Regions from separate parts of the Homo sapiens genome. Here region 1 is linked to region 2. Evidence: chromatin loops called from intact Hi-C (ENCODE). Cell type or tissue: transverse colon. All regions are shown on one strand. Links, peaks and the distances in the headings refer to the core of each region. The heading gives the core; the rest is flanking DNA. Region 1 has its middle 6.5 kb from the start of GDPD5. Region 2 has its middle 11 kb from the start of RPS3.

The links. A loop is a pair of places that touch in the nucleus more often than their neighbours do. Peaks named below come from ENCODE experiments on the same cell type or tissue, not always from the same donor. Only the 100,000 strongest peaks of a DNase experiment are listed, where the experiment ranks them.
Region 1: it touches region 2 in a loop (12-fold over the local background); 88 of 110 quality-filtered maps call a loop at or near these places.

The regions. Positions count from the first base shown.
Region 1 is chr11:75,531,034-75,533,941 of GRCh38, reverse strand. No RefSeq gene overlaps it. Among named protein-coding and RNA genes, the nearest start is that of GDPD5, 6.5 kb to the right of the region's middle. RefSeq lists a silencer at 1,441-1,520 and an enhancer at 1,478-2,294. In transverse colon, for the core only: a CTCF peak has its summit at 1,387 (motif pointing right); a DNase peak (open chromatin) is centred at 1,411.
Region 2 is chr11:75,387,531-75,390,438 of GRCh38, reverse strand. No RefSeq gene overlaps it. Among named protein-coding and RNA genes, the nearest start is that of RPS3, 11 kb to the left of the region's middle. In transverse colon, for the core only: a CTCF peak has its summit at 1,565 (motif pointing left); DNase peaks (open chromatin) are centred at 1,598 and 1,978; H3K27ac peaks cover 1,114 bases.

The sequences.
Region 1 (2,908 bases), core at 155-2,654, 140 kb before region 2:
TGTTCACCACTGTGACCTTGGCAGCTTCCCAATACTTAAAGACTTCTCTGATGAGATCGGTGTTGATATTAACTAATGTGATTTTTAAAACATAGTATACTAATATTTGTCAATATTTGAAAGACCTGCATAACTTGGTGAACCATTTTTTTCCAAACAGCCAGTGCATTAAGTTATAACATCATGCTTGGGCAAAAGATATATCCAAAATGCGAAAGAGTCTAATGTATTTTAATGTAATTGAACATAAAAATTTCATTGATAGGATTTCAGATTTTTTTTTTTTTTTTTGAGACTGAGTGCAGTGGCAGAATCTTGGCTCACTGCAACCTCCGCCTCCCGGGTTCAAGAGATTCTCCTGCCTCAGCCTCCCGAGCAGCTGGGACTACAGGCAGGCGCCACCATGCCCAGCTAATTTTTGTATTTTTAGTAGAGACGGGGTTTCACCATATTGGCCAAGCTGGTCTCGAACTCCTGACCTCGTGATCCACCCACCTCAGCCTCCCAAAGTGCTGGGATTACAGGCATGAGCCACTGCGCCCGGCTAGATTTCAGATTCTAATCACAACTAACCTTCAAAAAAAAAAAACAGCACTTGTCAAGTTTTGGCTAGTATCAAAAAAGAATAGCCAGGCTCAGTAGTTCACACCTGTAATCCCAGCACTTAGGGAAGCTGAGGCAGGAGGATTGCTTGAGGCCAGGAAAAGACCAGCCTGGGCAACATAGTGAGACCCCATCTGTACCAAAAAAAAGAAAAATGAGCTGAGTGTGGTGGTGAGTACCTGTAGTCCTTGCTACTTGGGAGGCTGAGGTGAAAGGATCACTTGAGCCCAAGAGTTTGAGGTTACAGTGAGCTATGATCATGCCACTGCACTCCAGCCTGGCCAACAGAGCAAGATCCTGCCTCTAAAAAATAAAAAAAAGAATAGCCACAATTATTTGAAAGGGCTGTTAACATATCCCTTTTACAACTATGTATTTGCGTAAGCCTGTATTTTCTTCATAAACTTCACTTAAAACAACATATTGCATCAGATTAAATGCAGAAGTGTGTTTGAAAATCCAGCTGTCTTCTATCAAGACATTAAAGAAATTTGTAAACATATAAAATAATGCCACTTTTCTCATTAATTTTTTATTTTGGGAAATATTTTTTCTAAAAATATGTTGTTACACTACATTTATTATTTTAATCATATAATATGAATATTTTAAAAACATATCAATTTAAATTTATATTACTGTAAATACCAATAGACATAAAACGTATAAACAGATGTTCTTTGGGGTCCTCAATAATTTTTAGGCAAGAAAAGGGGTCCCGAAACCATTAAGTTCCAGAACCAGCCCTTTAATGTTGTACCAACCAGTCTCAGACAGCAGGGGGCAGCAGAGGCAGCCAAATGAAGGCATTCCCTCTGCATTTCTACAGTTAAAGGTATTGAGTGCCTACTGGGTGTGGCCACACCCTGTGCTGCGACACAGAAATCAATCTGGCAAGTTCATGGTGGGGGTTGGAGGGAAGCAGTCCCCGGCAACTGACAATGGTGGGGACAAAGCAGATAGTTCTTCTAGTGAGCATCCAAAGGCTCTGGGGAAGGGTCAGCATGGCATTATGGTGACCTCGGTTATTCCCACTGGCTGGCGACAAGACCTGGTGGGAGAGGAAGCTTCCAGGATCTGGGGTCAGAAAGGAATGTGAAGCTCCCCAGCCTTGCAAGACTGGAGCCTGAACAGTGATCCAGGAGAATGAGAAAGGGGGTCAGGTATCTTTTTTTTTTTGAGACAGGGTCTCCCAGGGTGGAGTGAAGTGGCACGATCTCAGCTCTCTGCAGCCTCCACCTCATGCCTCATGCTTCCCAAGTAGCTGGGACTACAGGCATGCACCACCACACGTGGCTAATTTTTGTATTTTTAGTAGAGATGGGGTTTCACTATGTTGGCCAGGCTGGTCTCAAACCCCTGGCCTCAAGTGATCCATCCGCCTTGGCCTCCCAAAGTGCTGGGATTACATGTGTCAGCTACCCCACCCAGCCATGATATCATTTTTTATTAACTTGACACAGACATTTCCCAAAGCCCCCTCTACGAAGTGAGAAGGGGCTGCTTCAGCTCTGTCTCTCCTGTCCCCACTGTGGTCCTCACCCCCAACCCCCAAATACAGCCTCTCCTCAGTCCCAGGTCAGCTTCCTGCCCCTCCCTTATTCACAGAGCTTTAACTGAAGCCCTCCTCCAGGAACCAACACCAAAACCAAAACCCTCCTCTGCCTCTGCCTTCCCCGCCAGCTGCCATCCAACCATGTTGCCCTGCCAGCTGCCCTGAAAGGGGCTGTCCACCATGTCACCAAGTGAGCCCCTGCTCCTGCCTCCCACCCTATGCACATCACCCTTCCCAAGTCACCCACAGTCCCAATGGCCCACCCCAGGGGACACCTCCATCCTGGCCCTCCCGGCCCTGGCTAACCTCTCCCTGCACACTCTCCTCTCACTGTCTGCTCCCCTCTGTCCTCTTCTTCCCCTCAGAGGGCTCCTCCTCAGGCCCCTGCCCCTGCCCATCCCCTCCCTGTTGGTTTTCATCCGTGGTGAGCCACGCTTCCCTCCCAGGGGCTACTCAGCCTCTCCTCCCAAAGGCTGTCCATTCCCAAGAGGTGGACTCAAGCCCGGCCCCGCCCCCCAGAGCTCTACCGAGGAATATCCCATGTATCTCCCAATGGTCCCTCAAACTCACTGTGTCCCCAAGCCACATCATCACCTTTCCCCATACCTGCATCTCCAGGCTCCCCACCCCAGGAAATGGCACCACCAGCTGGGCCCTGGGAGTCACCCAGGCATTTCTAGCTCACTCTTGCCCTACGTGGACACAAATCAGTAGCTCGAGCCTCTTTCCCTGTAGATGTTCTGGGATGCC
Region 2 (2,908 bases), core at 221-2,720:
GAGGCAGGAGAATCACTCGAACCCAGGAGGTGGAGGTTGCAGCGAGCTGAGATCGCGCCACTGCATTCCAGTCTGGGCGACAGAGCGAGACTCCTTTTGGAAAAAAGAAAAAAGACCCAGGAAAATAAAAATGACACTGTTCTGGTAAGGCAGTGTAAACTACGGGGGCACAAGTTTCCAGATCTCTCCCTAGGTGTCGATACCCACTGTGAGGAGTCAATGTGCACCTGCAATATCACACAAATGGGGGCACCACAATACACCCGGCGGCGAGGGACGCTGGCGCCATGCCTGGAGGGTGGAAAGGGAGTGGGCAGCTCAGGTGGAGGCAGACAGAGGGCAAACTGGAAGCCAGCTCAGTCTATTTCCTATCCCAGTACTGCCACTTACAAGCTTTGTGATCTCAGGCAAGTCACTTAACCTTTCTGAGTCTAAGAGTCTTCATCCATAACATGGAGGAATTATCATTAATTTCATAGAATTTCTATGATTGAATTAAATGGTATCTGTAAAGCATTTAGCTTAGTGCTTAGCACATGGAAAATCCTTGTTAGATGGAATGGGTTAGCATTGCTTTTTTTTTTTTTTTTTTTTTTTTGAGACGGAGTCTCGCTCTGTTGCCCAGGCTGGAGTGCAGTGGCGCGATCTCGGCTCACTGCAAGCTCCGCCTCCCGGGTTCACGCCATTCTCCTGCCTCAGCCTCCCGAGTAGCTAGGACTATAGGCGCCCGCCTCCACGCCCGGCTAAATTTTTTTTGTATTTTTAGTAGAGACGGGGTTTCACCGTGTTAGCCAGGATGGTCTCGATTTCCTGACCTCATGATCCACCCGCCTCGGCCTCCCAAAGTGCTGGGATTATAGGCGTGAGCCACCGCGCCCGGCCGTCATTGCTTTTAATGCAGACAAACAATTTGGCATTTAGGTTTACATTAATCTTCAGTGTTTTTGTTTAGTGAGTCAGTTTCAACAAGTCCTACCCAACACGAACACGTGGCTCATATCTCTGCTCTTAGGGGAAGACCACAAGACACCAGTGCCTTTCATTCTTACACAGAGCAGGCACTATTTCGTTACAGGCAAAAGGACCACACTACCACAACGTAGAGGACAGAGAAAGCTCCTTCAAAGGAAAAATGTGGGAAGAAGTCGGCCACAGATCAGACTGCTGGAACAGAAAGGCCAAGGATGTCCCAGCCCCATCAGGCGTCATGCAGGGGCATGGGACCAGCATCTGTTCTAGAGAGATGGGGCCCAGGAGCAGCTGCAAGGGCCTTCCCAGGGCCAAAAAGGGCCAGGAGCGGGAGGGCAGTTTCAGTGGTCAGCCAGGTAAGAAAGACCAGCTGGACCCTTCTTGAAGCGCTGTTACTGAGCCCAGGTTGAAGACAGGGAACACAGCTGGAATACCCAGAGGCAGTAGGTTTATCTAGTTTAATTTTATTTTCATTTTTTTTTCATCATAAGTTCCGTCTTTGCTATCACTTAATTTTAGGTTTAAAATGCCACCCTTCTTAACTGGCTCTCCCAAAACTGTGCATACTGCGCACTCTGGTGGTCATAACAACCAACTACAGCAACGTGGTCAATTTGTTTCCCAGAAAGGGTTGGGGCTGCTGCTCTCCGCATCCTACCGCCATTACAAACCTGGCCCCCAGCCAAGTGGACACCATTGGTAACCCCATTCAAACTCCATTCAAAGGCCTGAGCATGGAGAACAATACATAGCGGGGGGTGGGCATGCCCCACAGAAACAACAGGCAGGAGACTGGCTTCCCAGGATTTGACTAGTGAAATCCACACATATGGGTCTGAATATACTGTGTGACTCCACTTAAGTAGCTGGAGGACAGGAACAAGAGGCTAACAAGCCAATGCTACCAACTTCCCAGCTTCCTACCCAGAATAAGGCTGTGTGAACAGGCAGCTGGTTAGCTTGGAGGCAAGTGGGGAGGGGAAGAGCCAAGGACTGGCATGCAGCCAAGCTGACCAGGGAGGGACAGGAACCAGGTATGACAGGGAAGAGAGAGCTTTAACTTAGGGGTGAGTGCTGAGGGCTTTCGTAAAGAGAAGCTATTAGAACCATCCAATCTAGTTCAGACCTTGACTCTTGGCCAGGCACGGTGGCTCACACCTATAATCCCAGAACTTTGGGAGGTCAAGGCAGGAGGATGGCTTGAGGCCAGGAGTTCAAGACTAGCCTGGGCAACATAGTGAGATCGTATATCTAAAAATAATAATAATAATAAAAATTAGTCAGGCATGGTGGCCCATGCCTGTAGTCCCAGCTGCTCAGGAGGCTGAGGTGGGGAGATTGCTTGAGCCCAGGAGTTTGAGGATGCAGTGAGCCAAGGTTGTACCACTGCACTTCAGCCTGGGCAACAGAGCAAGACCCTGTCTCTAAAAAAAAAAAAAACAAAAAGCAAGACACACACATACAAAAACCCCAAAACCTGACTCACCAGGCTTGGGAGTCTGAGGTCCTGGCTCCAAGTAACCTCTGCTTAGTTTGGACTTCCCTGGAGAGATGATGGATGTGTTTGCCTCAGGAATGCTGCAAGACCCCACCCAGTCATCAACTTGGGGAGTGTTGGGGAGCCAGAGATCACCTGTAACCCCTTCTTTTAGCTCTTAGTGAGCTCTTCCGCTGGATCTAGAAACGAAATCAACAACAGGCAGATTAACAAGAGAAAAGTATACAAATTTCATTAATTTTACATGTATATGGGGATCTTCGTAAGAGGGTGAAGCATGAAGAAGTGGCCAAAGCAAGAAACTTTTATACTTTTTAGATAGAGTGATACATTTGAGAAGAAATGACAGCACCAAGAAAATCTGGCTATGGGGCAGTAGATTTTCTAGGGAAGTCACTAGGAGATACATGGTAGTGGTGAGCTGTGAACCAAGTGGAAGAT